Regions from separate parts of the Mus musculus genome. Here regions 2 and 3 are each linked to region 1. Evidence: chromatin loops called from intact Hi-C (ENCODE). Cell type or tissue: heart. All regions are shown on one strand. Each heading gives the region's core, and the rest is flanking DNA. Links, peaks and the distances in the headings are about the cores only. Region 1 holds the start of Trak2 (trafficking protein, kinesin binding 2). Region 2 holds the start of Tmem237 (transmembrane protein 237). Region 3 overlaps Gm39646 (a long non-coding RNA gene).

Region 1 (6,291 bases), core at 375-5,374:
CCTCTGAACAGCGCTGTCATAGTGCTCAATACACTAACGGAACTCTGGCTTCTCTTCTCTAGGACACACTTCTTAACAGTGAAGATTATCCTTATCATCTAGGACAGCAACCTACAGAAAATACTTAACAGACATTTGATGAGAAGCAGAGGGAAGAACATGGACCTTAAAGTACAGATCCAAATCCCAGCTCTATTGTTCCCCAAAGAGGTAGGGAAGTCACTTAATGTTGAGTTTCCATCTATATAAAGAGTTGCAATAGTGCACAACTGAATTAGAGTAAAACTACTCAGGTTTTGTTGCCAAGTTAAGTGCTTAGATGTTGAAGTAAAGGTTGGATCCTGGCTGGTTTGACAGCCACTGCTATCACTCAGTAATTACATCATTTTGAGTACATTTAATATGCTGCTTTAGTTGCCAATCTGTTAAAAGCAAACAAACAAACCAACAACAACTACCTCAGGCGCTATAATGGCCATGATAACTAGGTAAAATGTTCAGCTGGGTGTGCAACACACTGTATTATTCCTATGCTTCCTATTATTGATATTATAAGAACAGGTCTGAACAGACGTGACTAGATGCTCCATGTGACTGTCACGTCAATGACTCAGGTTTCTTTCCAAGTAAGTAGGATAACTTAATGAGGTTCAAAAGCTGGTCCAGGGCCAGCAATGTGGCTGAGAGACAAAGGTGCATGCCACCAAGACTGACACCCTGCGTCCTCAGGACACACATAGTAGGAAGAGAAAACCCAATCCTACAAGTGGTCTTCTGATTTCCACATGCATTCATGCAGGCGTGCTCCCAGGCACACACACACAGCAACAAACAAACAAACAAACGTAATTTTAAAAACGATACAGTCATGGAAGCACACAACTTTAATCTCAGCACGCAAGAAACAGAGGCAGGCAGATTTCTGTGAGCTCCAGGTCAGCCTGAGCTACATAGTGAAATTGTCTCAAAAAAGTAAAACAAACAAACAAAAAAAAAACCAACAAATCCAAAACAAAAAAAGGAATCATACAGATGATATAAATGAGCTGTAGACAAGAAGAAAATGAGCAAGAACTACAGTGCTACCATCCCCCATCCCTCATGTTGGCTCTAATATAGTCTGGGCAGTGAAGTAAAAACATTAAAAGGCCAATTTCCATAGTCTTTATGACTATGAATGTTAAACATTCATAGGGAAGAATAACAATGCTTTGTGACTATGGATGTTAAGCATCTGCAGTGAAGAATAATAACCATAGAACCATAAAACCCGAGAACTGGAAAGCACCTTTGTGATATAAGTCCAATCCTATCATTTTTTTTTTTAAGACATAAAGGCATCCAGGTGGATTTGGAATGAGCTCTTAGTGTGTTAATGAGCAGTTCTATGAGGGATGAGACTAGCAGACAAGAGTGTACAATTTGTTCAGAGGGCTAAAGTGGGAGTTACGGATGCATTCATAGTCAAGGAATGATGGAGCGAGTACTAGCAAACTATGAAAATTCTTCTTAACCATTCTTTTAACCTGGTTCATAACTTTGAGGCAAAGCAGGTATGGGTGTAAATCTCGACTTGATACAGAAAGTCTCCAGTGCAACTAGTGAGCAATGTGCGTGGTTAGGTGAACCGTGTACATCATCACATCAGTAAAAATGGGTATGGGTAAGAGCACTGTCTTTCACATAGGTATGTATGTGCTGGTTAAACATCTGAGGCTTGCCAGATACTACCTAATTTTAAAAATAGAAAGCTGGAGAGTGGCCGAGATGATAAAGTGCCTTTAATTTTGCCCTTTCCCACCACCAAATGTCCTTCACAATTCGTTTTCAAGTGTCACCACCATTAATATGCTATTTGGAGCTCACTGTAGCTCAGACTTTTAACAGGACAGCAAAGATTTGAAAGGTCACAAACATTTTTACTAAGGTAGAGCAAGAACTCTGAGTCTAGCTCATTTTGTTCAGTGGTCCTTACATAAGCTAAGTGAATTTCCAGCGAAATATTACCATCTTTCCTGATGCAGAAAAAGATGCATAAGCAGGTAATTGACTTCACTGCCATAATTGTGATTTAAAAAAAAAAAAAAGTGTCTGGGACTCAGAAGTGCTGGCACTGGAAAACACAACTGCCAATATTCATTCTTTTTGCTTCAACCAAAAGTCTTTCTGTCTGTCTGTCTTCCTTATTTCTTTTAAAAAGACATGTGGCGTTTGGTTCCAAATCAATTACAAATAAAAGCCCAATAAAGAAAGAGCTCTTTCTAGTGTCCTTTCCTCCCATTTGCATCACAGATGGCCACCGAGAGCTTAAGGTTTAACGTCCAGACACTAAAGCCACTCATCCTAAAACGACAGAGCTCCAGATGGACTCTGTCTGGCAAAGGATGGGAAGCTGCCAATCTTCAGAGGTGCAGATAGGGTGAATCCCGGAGGCTACCGCCCAGTTCCCATCAGTTTGCACCCACACTTGGGAAACATCCCTTTCCCATCTCGGGGCGGAATCCTTCCGTGAGTGACCTCTGGGGACCAGAGGGACGCGGGACAGGAAGGCTTCTCTGCCTTTGAGAGAAGTTGACAAGGGCAAGTTCGAATCGCACGCGGGAGCTTACTCACGGGAATGGCCCGGCGTCCTCGCTCTTCCGCCCACACTCGCTCAGGAAGAAGCCCCTAATGCGCGGCAGCCTGAGAGCAGCATCTGAAGCAGCCGCCGCCGCCACCGAGCTAACCCCCCCGGGCGTGGCAGGAACTGGCAGGCGCTCTCACATCATCACCGGGCGACCTTGGAGCTGCAGTGACGCCGGTTCAATGGCAGCCCCCACCCAGCTAGGGAAGCTAAAAAGGAGACCCACTCTCCCAACAGGCTTTGCGGCCCTAGCGCAAAGCCTTCTGGGAACTGTAGTTTGCTTTCCGTCCCGCCTACAGCTCGAGGGCCCCGCCTCCTCACTCCAGAGCTAGAAGCTGGAGGCGCGGTGGGGCGGAGCGGCGGGCCCCGACCCCGCTGGGGTGGGGCGAATCCCGTCCCGGCCGGTTGCCCCGGGCTAGGGCAGAAGTCCAGGCCGACCGGCCTTCTCCAGGCCGTGCTGCACTTCTGTGCCTTGAGGCTCACCCTGGAAGCCGGCCTAGTGTTTTCGCCTCGCCCCTTCGCGAGGCAGGTCCCGGGGCTCGCGCGTGTCGCCTCCCCTCAGCGCCCGCTGTCTGGAGAGTCGCTGGCCTTGGTCACCGCCTAGGTAATGAGGGGAGGCAGGCCAGCACGGGATGGTGTGGGGACCCGGGGAGCGACAGGGAACGCAGGTCGGTAGGTGCACAGCGGAAGGCTACAAGGCCAGTCCTCGCCTCCGCTCCTTACCGGAGTTGACACGGCCGGCCGAGCAGCCGCTGGAGTCTGCGGGACGCCGGCTCCCGCTCTCTGTCTCTGTGCCAGCGCACGGGGGGGCCGGGGCTCCCGGGTGCCCAGCAGCGGTGCCAGGTGCAGGAACCCAGCTACCGCCGCCCCGCTCCCCCAGCTCTTACCTTTGGTAGCGCACACAGGCCTGGCGACTTCCCAAGCTGAAGACACTCTGGCCCCAGACCTGTCTGCTCAGAGACGTCGAAGGGACCTTTTTCCAAATTAAATGTCCAGGCTTCGTTTTGTCTTCAGTGTTTACATTTGATGTCTTGTTTTCCCCTCGTGGGTTTGTTATGTCAAATACCTTTCCTCCAAACTTGATCATGATTTGTGACAGCACCTGCATAGCACAGTGCTTGGCACTCCGTAAATATTTGTTGAAACCATGAGTCATGATACTAAGTTTGGAAAATTGGATTAAGCTGTGTGCTTCGCTATGATCTTTGTTAAGGTTTTATGAGATTTCAAGATCACCTTGAGAATTACTGTAATTTTGAAGCCTAACAAAGAGTATTGGTAGGTTTTTTGTTTTTGTCGGCATTTCCTGTAACAGTAGACCATTGAATACCTCGATTAACGCAAAACCCAAGTCTTGTAAATACATAGCCCCTCTGGTGTCCATTTAAAGTGTTAACCTTTCAAATGAAAGGCCTGGGTATGACTTCTATATTATGCAACAAATTAGATTATTTATAAAGCTTTATTGTGGTTAGCTTTTTAGGTACAATTGCAAGGGACTACACTGAAGTACTCATCATTATGTTTAGGAATACAGGTTTCTTAAATATATATATATATATATATATATACATATACATATATATATATACACATATATATATACATACACACACACACATATATATATACATATATATGCACACATTTATGAGTAAATACATACACACATATTTTAAAGATGGGGTCTCACTATGTTGGTATCCCTAGATGGCTTAGAACTCACAAAGATCAGCCTGCGTCTGCCTCTGCCTCCTGAATGCTGGAATTAAAGGCATGTTCCACCAAGCCTCAGCAAGCTTCTTTATTTTTTTACTTTATAATTTACTTTTAAGGATTTATAATCTTAGCATAGTAGCAAAAACTAACAGCAGATCTTTCATTCAACTCCTTTGCCATGTGCAGCTGCTGCCCTGACCTCAAAATGTCTTGAAAAATTATCTGTTAATAGTGTGGTATGCTGAAGGTAAAACTTCTGAGATTAAACCACCCCACTGGTAGTAACAGTTCTAGAAGACTGTGACCTGACTTTTTTCAAATTGTTTTGTTGTTTAAAACAACAAACCCAATAACAACGTGCTGTAAAGCAGATACAGAATCATGGTAACCACAAATTAATCACCAGACCGCCTCAGGTAAAGTCAGCAGCAGGTCAGGGCCTGGTGTTAATTACTTGTGTGTGTGTGTGTGTGTGTGTGTGTGTGTGTGTGTGTGTGTTGGGGGGGGGTGTCTTTCGGGCTCACCAGCTCCCATCCCACAGTGGCTATTCATTAAGTGTGTTAATACAGACTTTCTCTGTGCGGTTTCCTTCCTTATTTGGGTGTTACCTTAGAATAGATTGATAAAAGTGAGCTTTTACTGGGTCACAAGCTGTGAATATTTTCATTGTTATTCACAAGTCCCCAGCTTGCTTTTCCTATGATCCTCAATATTTTGTCTTAAAGTGTTGCACTTGTCTTTGTTGCTTTGTTTGTTTGTTTGTTGAGAAAGTTCCCTTGTGTTTCCCTGGCTGTCCTGGAATTAGCTCTGTAGACCAGGGTAGCCTTGAGTTCTGGGCTTAAAGGTGCATGCCAGCACTGCCCTGCCATGCCTGTCTTTTATATCCTAGAGTGTATACAAAATGTCATACATTCGTCTGCTCTCAGTCATCCTGAAGGATAGGCAACCCAGGCATCGATCTCCTCGTCTCATACCCAGCCTCCTACCCCCATGCCTTAAGTTCGCATTAATTCTTGGCAGGTGACAAGAGTAAGTTTTCCAGTCCTTCTTTTCCTTCCTCTACCTTTGGCTTACAGAGGTTCTCCTGAGAAAATCCACTTCTTCCCTAAGCAATAAAATTGGATAATACTTTGTAATATCTATGGTCTATAAACTTCCTTTCCTCGTTTTGTTTAGCTATTTGTGGATGCCTTGATCAAATATGGGCTTTGACTAAGATGAAGTACTGGAACCAGTTTCAAGAGGTGATGTTTAGAAAGGACCAACCAACTCTAGCAAATACTCCCCCTCTCTATTGAAAAAGACCCAGAAGATTTGGGTGGTCAGTTCGTAGCTCTATGAACCTGAAGAAGTTACCATGTTCTGAATATATCAATGAAAATGGACAAGAGTTGCTTGCATAATAAAATGCTTAATTTTGAGTCTGTCAACAAACAGTTGAGAACATCATTTTTACATGAAAACTACAAAGTGTTTTTCTTAGCCCATTACAAACCCTGTTTCAAATTTGTGAATCCTGGACCTCAAATGAGTTAGTAGGTGGTTAGTCAGAAATCTGCGGAGATTCTCAAAGTCTACTTGTAAATGGAATCATTGGAAATTCTTAGGATTTATTTTCGAGTGACACTACTTATATAAAGACGGTTCAACACTGCTTCTCTGTTGCCTTCATGTTTGTTCAGGGCAGAAAAAGATAGGATAGAGGCAGTATCTTGTGACTTTGGAAATAGAAAAATCTCTTTAGCATTCTTCCTTTCAGGAGCTGGCTAAGAACAATGCTTTTTTCCTGTCATTTTTTATTATTGTTGTTTTATTTATTTGTAATCCAGCCATTTCATCTCCCCACTGTCTCTGAGAGGATGCTCCCCTGATGCTCAGAAGTGGCACTGGCCTTTGTGCCAATGAGCAGCTGTCTAAGTATCTGATAAATTATAACATCTAGTTCTTCA
Region 2 (6,291 bases), core at 741-5,740, 150 kb after region 1:
ACAGTAAACTAACTCACCTTGGATAGCACTTCACGTGACCCCGGCCAAATGTAATCAGAAAGGGGGGGGGGGGGAAAGAGAGAGAGAGAAAGAAAAAAGAAACTATTAATTGGATATCTATTTTATTGTCTAGCTAAAAATTGACTTACATCATTACAACTTTAAAAATAAAACTAGCTTTTACATACTGCTAGCCAGTTTATAAACTAGCTTATTATTTGTAAATAGTATATTGTTTAATAGCACTGCTAAAAGTATTTTGAAAGCACAAATACACATTCCCTACTGTCTATTAATCAGAGGGACTAAGCAGATTAAGAACTTTCTTTGTCACCGGTTATAATCGGTTTAAGCTCTGATGGAATATTCCACAAACAGGAGGGCCTTGGAGAATCCTGGTAAATAGAATCAGCACACCCAGGACAGACCCATTCCTCCACCGTGCTAGAGTGACAGCTTTCTGTAATTATTCATAACAATTATTCTCATGATTTGAATTTAACTTTTACCACTCACTTCTTAGGAAGACTTTTTAAAATTCCAGGAAGGATTTTTTTTTAATGAAGTATTGTAGGTTTTCAACCATACTATTTGATTTTTTTTTTCTTCTTACTTTATATTTTTAAAGTTCAATAATTAAATGACCGTAAACTGTTTTTACCTTGGCACAGGTGGGAGTGCTCGTGGAGGACGCTATAGGGGAGGGGAGAGGCAAACATCTCGTCAATAAAAGCTGGATTAACCTCACCTTCATTTATCTCAAGCACCACAAAGCTTCTCCTTTAAAAGCCCACTGTCCAGATGTTATCAAATAAAATGGATCAGCAATTCTCTTCAAATCTTTGGAAGATTATCAGTGAAACCCGGGAGGCGGTGATGTAAACTGGACTGCTGGGTTTAGATCTATTCTGCCATTCCTACACCCCATGTAAAATTCTTTTCTTCTTCCACTTCAACCAGTCTGGCCTATTGTGAGCATTCAGAACAGGATCAAACAGAGCTCATCTCCCTTTACAGACCTTCCATTAGTGGTTAAGTATTGGAAGATAATGTTGCATGCTCAGATAAAACTAGACCATGCCATATAAATGTGTGTGCATGCATGCTTGTGTGTGTGTCTGTGCATGCATGTGTGTGCATGCATGTGCATGTGTGTTTGCATACAATAAATAACCATATATAAGGAATGAAGAGTGATGTTTTACTTAGGGAAAGCCTCTTTGATGTTATCTGAGCTGAGCCCTTCCTGACAAAGGTGCCAAATTTACAGGGAATGAGGAGCACATGTTAAGGCTTTCAAGAAAGACAGGGCATGAAGGGCTCCAGGTAAAGAGCAGCCAGGCAGAAACCAGTGACACAGGACAGAAGGCAGACGTCAGATTAACTATGACCTCGCAGACTAGCAGAAGGAATACGGATTTAGTTCTATTAACTAGGAAGCCAACTAAGGTTTTATGCCACAGAGTAACATGCTTTTTTTTTAAGTTACTTTAAATAGAAATAGGTAACATATTTTAGAACAGGAAGTATTTGGGGCTGGTGTAGTTTACCCTGTTCTTACTTAAGAAAAGTCCTGCTTGCAAGCTCAGGAAGCATTAGTTAAGCATTCTGAAAATTTTCAAAATAGATGGCTTAGCCATTAAGAGCAGTTACTGCTCATGCAGCAGACCTGGGTTTAGTTCCCAGCACCCACAAAGCACCAGTAATTCCAGTTCCAGGGAAATGGACAGCCTCTTCAGGTTTCTGTGAGCAACAGGCACACAAGTGGTTCATATATTGGCAAAACACTCAAAACAAATACATTTTTTTTTTTTGGTTTTTTTGAGACGGGGTTTCTCTGTATAGCCCTGGCTGTCCTGGAACTCACTCTATAGACCAGGCTGGCCTTGAACTCAGAAATCCACCTGCCTCTGCCTTCCAAGTGCTGGGATTAAAGGCGTGCGCCACCACTGTCCGGCTACAAATACACCTTTAAAAGAATTGATCTCTAAGAGCAGTGCCTAGACGTCGATTTATTAGCTCGGGTATTTCATGCTGCTTATGGAAGGCACTGATTCCAAAGGCTCACATTTTAGATATTCTTGCTTGTCCCATTTCGCAATCCATGGTTGTATTCACTCAAACAAATTCGTGAGAATGCTACAAAATTAGGACACTGACGATGTCCTAATGGAATCCAGCAGTCAAAATGACAACTGGAATAGAATGGTGGTCCTACAAAAGCACTACTATTCTCAAGATGCTATGAAAGTGGGACCCAGTCCTCTTGGTATTTCAAAAGTCCCGCAAAAATGAACCATCTCACCCATCTAGAAACCGCACCTCTAAGCCCCTCAAAAGAAGAACCGCTGAACAGGCGGAGACTAAATTCCCAACAGCTCAAAAGTACCTGAGGCTCGCTAACCACCTGCTTCTTCCCCATCACGTCTCCAGGGACCGCAGCAGAGCTCAGGGCACCACAGCCGCCCGCCCCGCCCCGGTCCGGCCCGCCCCGCCCCTCCTGCCCAGGCGCGCAGGCGCAGAGCGTCATCGGGCTGCGCCTCATGGCTGCTGGGCCCGGAGCGTCCCCACCCGTCCCACGGGAGGTATTGGGGCTACCGGAGCCGAACCCAATCTGACCCCTTCGAACTAGGAAAACCTCAGCGTCGGCCGGCGTCCCCAGGAGCGGAGGGGGTTCACCCACAGTTTCCCGGGAGGTCATCGTGGTTTGCGTGGGGGTGGGCACGGCGGGACCAGACTCGTATTCAAACTCCCCACCGGAACATCCTCCTCTCTGACCGAGAGCCGCCCGGAGGCGTCGCCATGGCAACGCTGACTAGGGCGCCCGGATGTTGGGTGGACCTGATCGCCTTTTGCGGGGCCCGCCCTGATGTACAGCCCCGGTCCGCCCCCGCCGCACCCCTCGGGCAGTGCTGTCCCCAGATTCCCGGCTCGGCGGTGGTCACTGCTGGTTAGGACACCTCCACTTCGCCACACTCCGGGCCAGGCGCCCCTCGTCGCTCACCGCTTGGTCCTCCTCCAGCGGAGGCCCTGAGTCGTCCCTCATGATGCTTTCCCGCGGGCCTCCCTAGGCGCAACCGCCGGAGCCCGAGGCCGGCTTCCCGCGACGCCCGGCCTCCGGGGACTTGTGGGAGGAGGCGGCTTTGCGGAGCCTGGAGAGGCCGGCGTCCCCCACCTGGTTCCCGTCTGCCAGGGTGCTGCCTGGAGGGAGATCTGTATGACTGAAACAGCGAGGATCTCTTTCACTGGCCTGCCCAGTTTCCTAGATTCCCTGTAGGCCTAGGAGTATAATCTGAATGTTCAGTTCTGATAGTTCCTTCAGTGGGAACAGTTATAGTTTAAAATAGGTAGAATGGAGGGAAGTGTGGATATAAAGAAGATGAACAGACATGGGTGCAGTGGAGCTTCGGATCTAGGGAGACCAAGACTGTATCAACATCCTCGTTTTGGAGCTCATATACAGGCTCCAGGACTAGTCCACTTTGCTGATTTGGAAATAACAGTGTCATAGGTTTCCTTATTAGATAAATGTGTACTTGTTAACCGCTCTTAGCTTAGTTAGTCAACTAGGCACTTTTGTAAAATATAAACAGAAATAAGAAAATATTTTACAAAGTAAAATACAGTTTGTCATTAAGTAGACTGGTTTATTTAGAAGAGTTACATCTTACAAAACACCATATGAAATCTATAAAATGCTCACATTCAGTGACAACATTGTCACATACCTGCCATTAGCTCATATGGGGAAACATCGGGAAAATGCCTGAGAGCCAAATGAGTAGCTCTGTATATGTATAGGATGCTATTTATAGCTATACAATAAGGACTTCATAGTCGCAGTTCTAATGGGTCAAACACTGCTGTTTTCAATGGCAGCCGTTATTCCGGATCTTTAGGGCACACTATGAAGCTTCCAGCTTTAAGCAGGACACTAGATTAAGATTCAGTGTCAGGGGAAACCCATGCCTCTGGCACCCACTGCAGTTCTTCCTGAGCCTTCTGTATGGCGGACAACAGCTGGCCACATGCATCTTGCAAGTTGTCATTCACAATCACGTGATCAAAAAACTGGCCAAACTGACTCTCCATTTTCTGGGCTAACTCCTCCATCTCTTGTAGGTCTTCATCCTTCAGGAGTGATTGAAAAATATGTATGAATGGCACAGGCAATAAGACCAGGTGTTCTGCTGGCAAACTCGTGAGGGTATTTATAAAAACAATTATGTCAATTACACATCCTCTATATTCTATCTGTGCCCTCCCTCCAAATTCTGGATTTCTGAGACAGAGTCCTGCTGTATAAACCAGGCTGGCTTTATATTTGTGATCCTTCTACCTCACCGTCCCAAGTGCTGAGGTTTCAGTTGTGCACCTCCATGCCTAGCAAGGACACAAATTTAAAAGCCCCAAAGACTTAGGAAATAGACTGTCTATGTCCACAGATGTCAAAAGATCAAACAGGAAAACCATAGTTTCATGGTAATTGAAAAATATAGAGAGAAAAACTCTTAGGGTTAATATAAAAATACTTTTGTCTTGCTTTGACAGGACATCCTAAAATTGGAACAGTATGGAGATTAGGACTGCAGGCTTAGCCAGGCAGTAGTGGCATAGGCCTTTAATCCCAGCACTTGGAAGACAGAGGCAGGCAGATTTCTGAGTTTGAGGCCAGCCTGGTCTACAGAGTGAGTTCCAGGACAGCCAGGGCTATACAGAGAAACCCTGTCTCAAAACAAACAAAAGGACATGCAGGTTTGTGAAGCTGTCATACTTTTTTTTTCACAGCAATATAAATATTGATAGTACTAATAAACTGTATACCTACTATAGTAGTTCATTTCTAAAATGTATATATCTGTGTGTGTGTGTGTGTGTGTGTGTGTGTGTGTGTGTGTGTGTGTGTGTAAAAAGCAAAGGACAACTTGTAGGACTCCGCTCTGTGGGTCCTAAGGATCAAATGTCATCAGGCTTGGTGACAGACACCTTTAACCAGTGAGCCATCTCACTGGCCCCAAGACAGATCTTGTTTTTCACACACACACACACACACAGAGAGAGAGAGAGAGAGAGAGACAGAGACAGAGACAGAGACAGAGACAGAGAGCGAGAGACAGAGACAGCTGTAATGTCCCAAGACAGAAGAATTTGTTTTTCACACACACACACACACACACACACACACACACAAGAGAGAGAGAGAGAGAGACAGAGAGAGACAGAGAGACAGAGACAGCTGTAATGTCCCAAGAGAGAAGATCTTGTTTTTCACACACACACACACACACAGAGCTGTGATGTCTGGATGATTTAGCTGTAATCTGGATGATGATTTGGGTGCATACATGTAAAATTTGCCAAGCTGTATGCACTTAGGATTTCTACACTTTAGTGAGTCATATGCTGTGGCTTATTTCTAAAGTGGATTTAATGTATTTCAATACACATGATGTCCATTCATAAATGGAAAACCTCATCTAGAATGAGTTCTGCTGACTGCTCCTTTTGTATCATTATTAATAAACATTTTTGTGAAATATTTTATAGATGAGGCATACTCAGTACAACATTTTACAAAATATTTAAGTAAAAACAGCTCAAAAATAGAAATAGGCTTATGCATACATTTGTTTGGCTTTGCAGATTGTGGGTCATTTGTTAAGCTCAGAAAAAATAGCATTTATTAAACCTTATTTTAGTAACTATAAATGACATCTAATTAAAAAGATAATTTGGGGGGTTGTTTTTGTTTTTTTATTTGTTTTGTTTGTTTTCCAAGTCAGAGTTTCTCTGTGTAGCCCTGGCTGACCTGAGACTCACTATGTAGACCAGGCTGGTCTCGAACTCAAAGATCTGCCTGACTCTGCCTACAGAGTGCCGGGATTAAAGGTGTACACCACTAATGCCTAGCTAAAAAGGATAAATTGTAAAGACTAATCATTAAAACTTCCAAAGGATTCTGTGGAAACAACAGTGGTTTTTACTTTTTAAAACCATTTTCTTGAAGTGCTCCTGAGAAGAGGGTCAAATAAAGAGTAAAACAGGGAAAGGCCTTCGGCCCAGCTGCCCGATGGCTCTCCACCTCCCCATAACTGAAAGTAATACCAGGATGATTCTGGCATGATTTACCTTGAACTTCATGTCCACATAGTAGTCAGTGGTGATCTTAGCGTTTTTCCGAGAGTGTCTCATGGAGCTCGTGTTAGGTGGCTTAATAAATATAACGTAGGGCTTCAAGTCACGGGTTCGAGCCGACTGAATATCCTACATAGAAAAATTAAATGCACAATT
Region 3 (6,291 bases), core at 648-5,647, 200 kb before region 1:
TGGCTGGGCAACAGCTTCATGTCCCCATAAGCTGCTTGCTGAGGGTATTTCAGGGCCTAGGGATGGCCCCTCCTCTCGTTTCCCGGCAACAGGTGGCCCGGAATGTCTGACTTGGATTTACACACCCTAGCCCAATGGTTGCCCTTCCTGCATTGAGGACAAACTCCTGGAGCATGGCCTGCTTGCCCACTCTCAGCACTTTATTCTTAGGACAGTCATTTTTAAAATGACCCAAACTTCCACACTTAAAACATGCATAATTCCCTCGTTTCTGTGAAAGCATTGCTTGTACGGTGGTTTCTTGCAAAGTGGCGGTGAAAGCCAAACCCTGATTATATGACAGCCCAATCTCTGCACAAAGATGGATATATCCCGCTAAATCTGTCTGTCCTTTGTGCAGTTGGATAGCGGCACGGCACACTGTGTTAGCATTCTCATAAGCCAATTGCATAATGAAAGGACTTCCCGTGTCAGAGTCTCCAAGAATTCTACTGGCTGCTATTAATAGCCTATCCACAAAGTTCTGGTAAAGCTCATCAGGACCCTGCCGAATGCTGGCTAAACTTCCACCAAGATCCCCTTTAGCTGGTGTATTAGTCAGGGTTCTCTAGAGTCACAGAACTTATGGATAGTCTCTAGATAATAAAGGAATTTATTGATGACTTACAGTCGGCAGCTCAATTCCCAACAATTGTTCAGTCGCAGCTGTGAATGGAAGTCCAAGGATCTAGCAGTTACTCAGTCTCACGCAGCAAGCAGGCGAAGGAGCAAGAGCAAGAGCTAGACTCCCTTCTTCCAATGTCCTTATATTGTCTCCAGCAGAAGGTGTAGCCCAGATTAAAGGTGTGTTCCACCACACCTTTAATCCCAGATGAAAGGTGTAGCCCAGATTAAAGGTGTGTTCCTTAAACTCTGAGATTCAATCTTCTGGAATCCATAGCCACTATGGCTCAAGATCTCCATACCAAGATTCAGATAAGGATCTCCAAGCCTCCAGATAAGGGTCACTGGTGAGCCTTCCAATTCTGGATTGTAGTTCATTCCAAATATAGTCAAGTTGACAACCAGGAATAGCCACTACAGCTGGTAAGTGTTTCCAATCGCGGTGGGCAGCCATAGCAACCTGCACGTACACTCCAACAGGAAAATCAATCTGATTAGCATTGCCTTCATATCGACCTTCTCCTAAAAGCATGTTAATATCCCAGTCTGGATTAGCTGTCTGAGCATTTAAAGCGGCAGTTTTCTTACTGGCTTCTCGCCATTCAGAATCCCAAAGTAAGAAATCTCCTCCTGACAGAGTAGCCTTACATAGAGTCTTCCAATCTTGGGGGGTTAAGACTCCATGACAGTATCCAATAATGCTTGTGTAAAAGGAGCTGTAGGGCCATATTGTGCAACAGCTGTTTTTAACTCCTTAATCACCTTGAACTCCAAAGTCTTGTATTGTCTGACTCTATTATTTTGCTGGTCAATTATCTCAACTCCAGGAAAGGCTAGCACTTCAGATGTATCTTGCCCTTCTCCACGAGCCTGACACACAGCTCTTTCTAAGGGAGATTGGTACACTTCAGAGGAGTTGTTCTTCCCTGTATCTGACCCCTTTTTAGCTCCCGAAGCTCATTAGTCAATTTCTGCCACTTAATTTCAAACTCTAATTTACTTAGTTGCGTATCCATATGAGTAGCATCTCCTATAGTGGAGGCCAAAAGTGGAGGGGGAGGTTTTCGAGGAGGCAAATCCTCATCAAAATATTTGGCGGCTCCTCTTTCTGAATGATCTTCCTTGTCTAAAGTTAGCTCATCATCAGAGTCTCTATATCTTTCTAATTTAGGGTTGAGAGGGCCCCTTTCTGAGAAAGTCCTCTCTGACAGGCGCTCTTCCTGAGATTCTTCAAGCTCTGTCTGGGTGCTATCTGACACCTGATCTCCTTTTCAATAGCATCTTTTAAGAGTGCCCAAAGGCAAAGGGTAAAATTATCTGCCTGGGTGTTTTTTTCAAAGCTTCCCCAACTCTCTCCCAGGTTCTCTTATCTAAAGTTTTTTTCTTCTCTGCACCACGGGCAGCAAGAATCTATCTTATCTGAAAATTTTTCTAACAATTGTTCTTCAAACCCTACTCCTCTCGCCTGAAGCAGCTCTTGAAGGCTGCGGACAATTGCTTGTTTGGAATTTTCTAGTCCCATATTTCGCTGACAAACCCTACGTGGAATCAGCGCTGGGTCAGCACTGTTCCAACTTAGCCTGTATCCTATCGCACCTCCAGCAACACTTTAAAAAATGAAGTTTAAAGCCAGCGCTAGCATAAATACCTGTTGCTCATTGTGCCCGATGCGATCTTCTTGTTCTTCCCTTCTTGTGGAGCTCCACATAAGACAGCGGTCCCTCAGTTTTACCCTGCCGTTTTCAGGTCCGTGTTCGTGGTGCCAATCTGTAACTATAAGCTGCCTGCAGCTTACATGAACCGGGTACTCCTGAAAGGCAGGCTGGGGCTGAAAGATGGTGAGAAAAGAATGAGGCCAAGACAAATTTTTCTCTGATCAAGGCCCCAAAGTTTACTAAGAGTCTGTGCTTATAAAGAGGGGAGGCCCACCCCCCCCACCCCCCACCCCCCATTGGTGCCTGGAGCCAGCCTGTAGGTGATGTGCAGGATTGGATGTGTTTCTGGAATGTCTCAAGGGTCTCTCAGCAGGTAGCAGAGTCTCCAGGAAAAGCAGTGGTAGTTGACATAACAATATAGCCATCTAAATTGGAAGGCTACACCCCAGGTGATCTCATATTCAGTGGCAGTAAAGTCTGAATCAGCCTGCTTCAAGGCTGAGGGAGGCTACAACCTTGACATCTGGTTGAAGTTAAATGCCAGCAAAGAAGCAAGAATCCTAGGACAAATAATAACTATTTAAGGTCCCCTTCCCATCCCACCTGTAAGTCTATAATTTTCTGGGACTTTCACTAGAAACCCAGTTATAGAAAAAGACATGGCTTAGTGGTTAAACTCACTGACTGCTCTTCCAGAGGTCCTGAGTTCAATTCCCAGCAACCACACGGTGGCTCACAACCATCTGTAATAGGATCCGATGCCTTCTTCTGGTGTGTCTGAAGACAGCTACATTGTACTCACATAAAATAAATAAATAAATCTTTAAAAGAAAAGAAAAGAAAAAGGCAAGTACTAAATTGTAGTTCCTGGTTTAGCCTTTTGAGACTTTACTTCTACCCGGGGCATTTCTGAAGAAATGCTGTGCAGGCAAGAGGACTTAAGTTCAAATTCCCTAGCACCCATATAAAAGCGGGGCGTGGCCGTGTGTGCCTGTAACCTCAGAGTTACACAGATGAGACGGTCGGCTCACGGGAGCTTCATGGCAAGCCCGCCTGGCTGAAATGGTGAGAATCATTTAAATCATTAAATGGTGAGTCCCCATTCAATGAGGGACTCCACCTCACATCTTCCTCTGCATGAACACCTACCTGCATATTACTACTTCATTTCGGTTCTGGGCTGTGAATTACTTACAAGTGTGTTATTTAGTTTGCAAATAGTTAGAAGATTGTTCTCTACATTTTCCTGCTGTAGCAAATTCCTGACCACTGACACCCAATCATATCTTTGGCAGAATCAAGAACCACACCGGTGGTTTTTGTGAATTTCATGTCATCTGTGGCAAATTCCTAGTAATTCCACCAGAGGGCAGCAAAGAAACATGAACAGGAGATGTCCGAGTCTAAAAGCGGCGGCGGTGGGGTGGGGGTGGGGTGGGGTGGGGACTGGAAAGGGGGTTGGGTTGAAATTGAAAGGAGAAGTTGATGCAAAACTCTACACAGTTTTTATCTTACAGTGTATTTTATACTTTTTGTTTTGTTTGTTTTACAAGACTGGGTTTCTCTGTAGCTCTGGCCATCCTGGAACCTGCTCTGTGACCAGGATGGTTTGTAGCAGGATGAACTTGAGGTCCACAGGCCTCTCCTTCCCCAGTGCTGGGGTAAAGGTGCGCACCCTCATTGCCTGGCTATTTTATACTCTTTTATCTACTGGTTTTTACACAAACACAGGGCACTGTCTATGCAATGGTAAAGTGACGGCTGTTGAATTATGTAGCCTTATGAGGGCATTTAAACCAATTTTTGGTCATTTTATCTTTAATATATGAGTATTTTGTTTACACAAATCTAGGTACACCACATGCATGCCTGGTTCCAGAAAGAGGTCAAAAGAGGGCATTGGGTTCCCTGGAACTGCAGATACAGAAGGTTGTAAGCCACCATGTGGGTGCTGGGAACCAAACCCAGGTCTTCTGCGATAGAAACAGTGCCCTAAACTGCTGAGCCATATCCTTAGTCCCAAAACATTTTTCAAATTGCATTGATTATTTATTTACTTGAGTTTGTGTTTGAGTAAGTGTGTGGGGGCGGGGGGCATGTCTGGCGTGTGTGTGTGTGTGTGTGTGTGTGTGTGTGTGTGTGTGTGTGGTGTCAGAAGACAATTATCAGGTACTGCTTCTGTTCTCCCAGCACGCAGGTCCCTTGGGTCAAACCAGGCCATTGGGCAGCAGGCATGGCAGCTAAATCACCTCCCTGGTCTGGCTTTTGGCATTCTAAGATGACTTCTGGTGAATATCCAATACATTTGTAATCAGAAAAATATTTGAGAGGGGCATGTTCATCAATTTATTATAAAAGATGTTTATATATGTAAATAACATCCTTTATAACAAAGGAAGGGAAGAGAAGGTTGGGGTGCAGGAGGCAGTGTGCAGAGCTTCCATGTCCACTTGGCATGGCCACCCCCAGAGTCTACTATTCAGATCTTCTCTAAACATGTGTGTGTGTGTGTGTTTGACTGTATGTGTGAATATGTATGTGTCTGTGTGTGAATGTATCTCTCTGTGTATGTGAATGTGTGTGAATGTATCTATGTGTGTGTGAGTGTGTGTGTGTGTATGTGTGTGTCTGTGTGTGAGTGTGTCTCTGTGTGTATGTGAATGTGTGTGAGTGTGTGTTTGAATGTGTGTGTGTGTGCCTGAATGTGTCTGAGTGTGTGTATGTATGTGTGTGTGTCTGTGTGTGAATGTGTCTGTGTGTGAATGTGAATGTGTGTGAATGTATCTATGTGTGTGTGAGTGTGTGTGTGAATGTTTCTGAGTGTGTGTGTGTATGTGTGTGTCTGTGTGTGAGTGTGTCTCTGTGTGTATGTGAATGTGTGTGAGTGTGTGTCTGAATGTGTGTGTGTAAGTGTGTGTCTGAATGTGTCTGAGTGTGTGTGTCTGTGTGTGAATGTTTCGTATGTGAATGTGTGTGAATGTTTCTATGTGTGTGTGAGTGTGTGCCTGAATGTGTCTGAGTGTGTGTATGTATGTGTATGTGTGTGTGTCTGTGTGAATGTGTCTGTGTGTGTATGTGAATGTGTGTGTGAGTGTGTGTGTGTGTGTGAATGTGTCTGAGTGTGTGTGTGTGTGTCTGTGTGTGTGTGTCTGTGTGTGAATGTGTCTCTGTGTGTATGTGAATGTGTGTGAATATATCTATGTGTGTGTGAGTGTGTGTCTGAGTGTGTGTGTGTGAGTGTTTGTGTGTGTGAATGCCAGAGGTCAATGTTGGCAGTCTTCCTCTACAGCACTCCATTTACTCTCTGAGAGGTCTCTTACTGAGCCTAGAGCTCATTGGTTGTCTAGACTGTCAGTCAGTGTGAGCTCCGGGATCCGTTTTTTTCTGCTCTCTTCCAGCACTAGGGTTTCAGGTGCAGACACGCACACCAGGCTGGGGAAGGTGCTGGGGATCTGTACTCAATTCTTCATGCTTGAGCAGCAGGAACTTTACCTCCCAAGTCATCTGCCCAGCACAAAAGTCATTTTAAACACATGTTCTTAATGATGTGAGATGCAATAGAGCCACCCTGGGAAAGAGTCTGATGTGGCCAATGTGGCCAGACTTCTGGAAGGACAGTTTCATTGGCATTAGCCATATATACCATTTTGGTGACCCTGGAGTTGTCCCTTGAAGGTGGCCAAGAGATGCTCCCACTTTCTCTTGGGTGAGTGAGATTATAGGGTGGCTCTGGAGGTGGCTTGGATGGGATTATAGTGGTTCCTTTGTTCGTTTCCCAGACTGGGTCTCTTTATGAAGCTCTGGCTGCCCTGGAACTCCCTATATAGACCAAGTTGGCCTCAAACTCACAAAAATCTTCTTCATGTCTCCTGGGTACTGGGATTAAAGGTGTGTGTCCACCATGACGGGCTGGGATTCCACTCTTATAAAGTAAAATCAGGACCTACTTGGGCTGCACAGGGCTGTTTCATGT

The links. Peaks named below come from ENCODE experiments on the same cell type or tissue, not always from the same donor. Only the 100,000 strongest peaks of a DNase experiment are listed, where the experiment ranks them.
Region 2: a loop joins it to region 1, with 2.7 times the contacts of the local background. A loop is called at or near these places in 4 of 42 quality-filtered maps.
Region 3: a loop joins it to region 1, with 2.5 times the contacts of the local background. A loop is called at or near these places in 3 of 42 quality-filtered maps.

What each region holds. Positions count from the first base shown.
Region 1 is chr1:58,970,624-58,976,914 of GRCm38, forward strand. It overlaps Trak2 (trafficking protein, kinesin binding 2), which reads right to left and starts at 2,859. Exons shown (of 16, transcript NM_172406.3): 1 at 2,614-2,859. Stradb (STE20-related kinase adaptor beta) reads left to right here and starts at 2,899. Exons shown (of 12, transcript NM_172656.6): 1 at 2,899-3,227. In heart, for the core only: CTCF peaks have their summits at 2,560 and 2,764; a DNase peak (open chromatin) is centred at 2,908; H3K4me3 peaks cover 3,665 bases; H3K27ac peaks cover 2,565 bases.
Region 2 is chr1:59,117,314-59,123,604 of GRCm38, forward strand. It overlaps Tmem237 (transmembrane protein 237), which reads right to left and starts at 2,493. Exons shown (of 13, transcript NM_001037812.3): 1 at 2,390-2,493; 2 at 662-693; 3 at 18-28. The coding sequence starts at 2,422. Mpp4 (membrane protein, palmitoylated 4 (MAGUK p55 subfamily member 4)) reads right to left here. Exons shown (of 22, transcript NM_145143.3): 21 at 6,130-6,264; 22 at 3,622-4,131. The coding sequence ends at 3,940. In heart, for the core only: no CTCF peak of the experiment used is centred there; DNase peaks (open chromatin) are centred at 2,548 and 2,818; H3K4me3 peaks cover 1,575 bases; H3K27ac peaks cover 1,323 bases.
Region 3 is chr1:58,766,573-58,772,863 of GRCm38, forward strand. Gm39646 (a long non-coding RNA gene) reads right to left here. Exons shown (of 3, transcript XR_865448.1): 2 at 2,312-2,491; 3 at 1,011-1,123. Among named protein-coding and RNA genes, the nearest start is that of Gm39646, 22 kb to the right of the region's middle. In heart, for the core only: a CTCF peak has its summit at 3,647 (motif pointing right); a DNase peak (open chromatin) is centred at 3,679.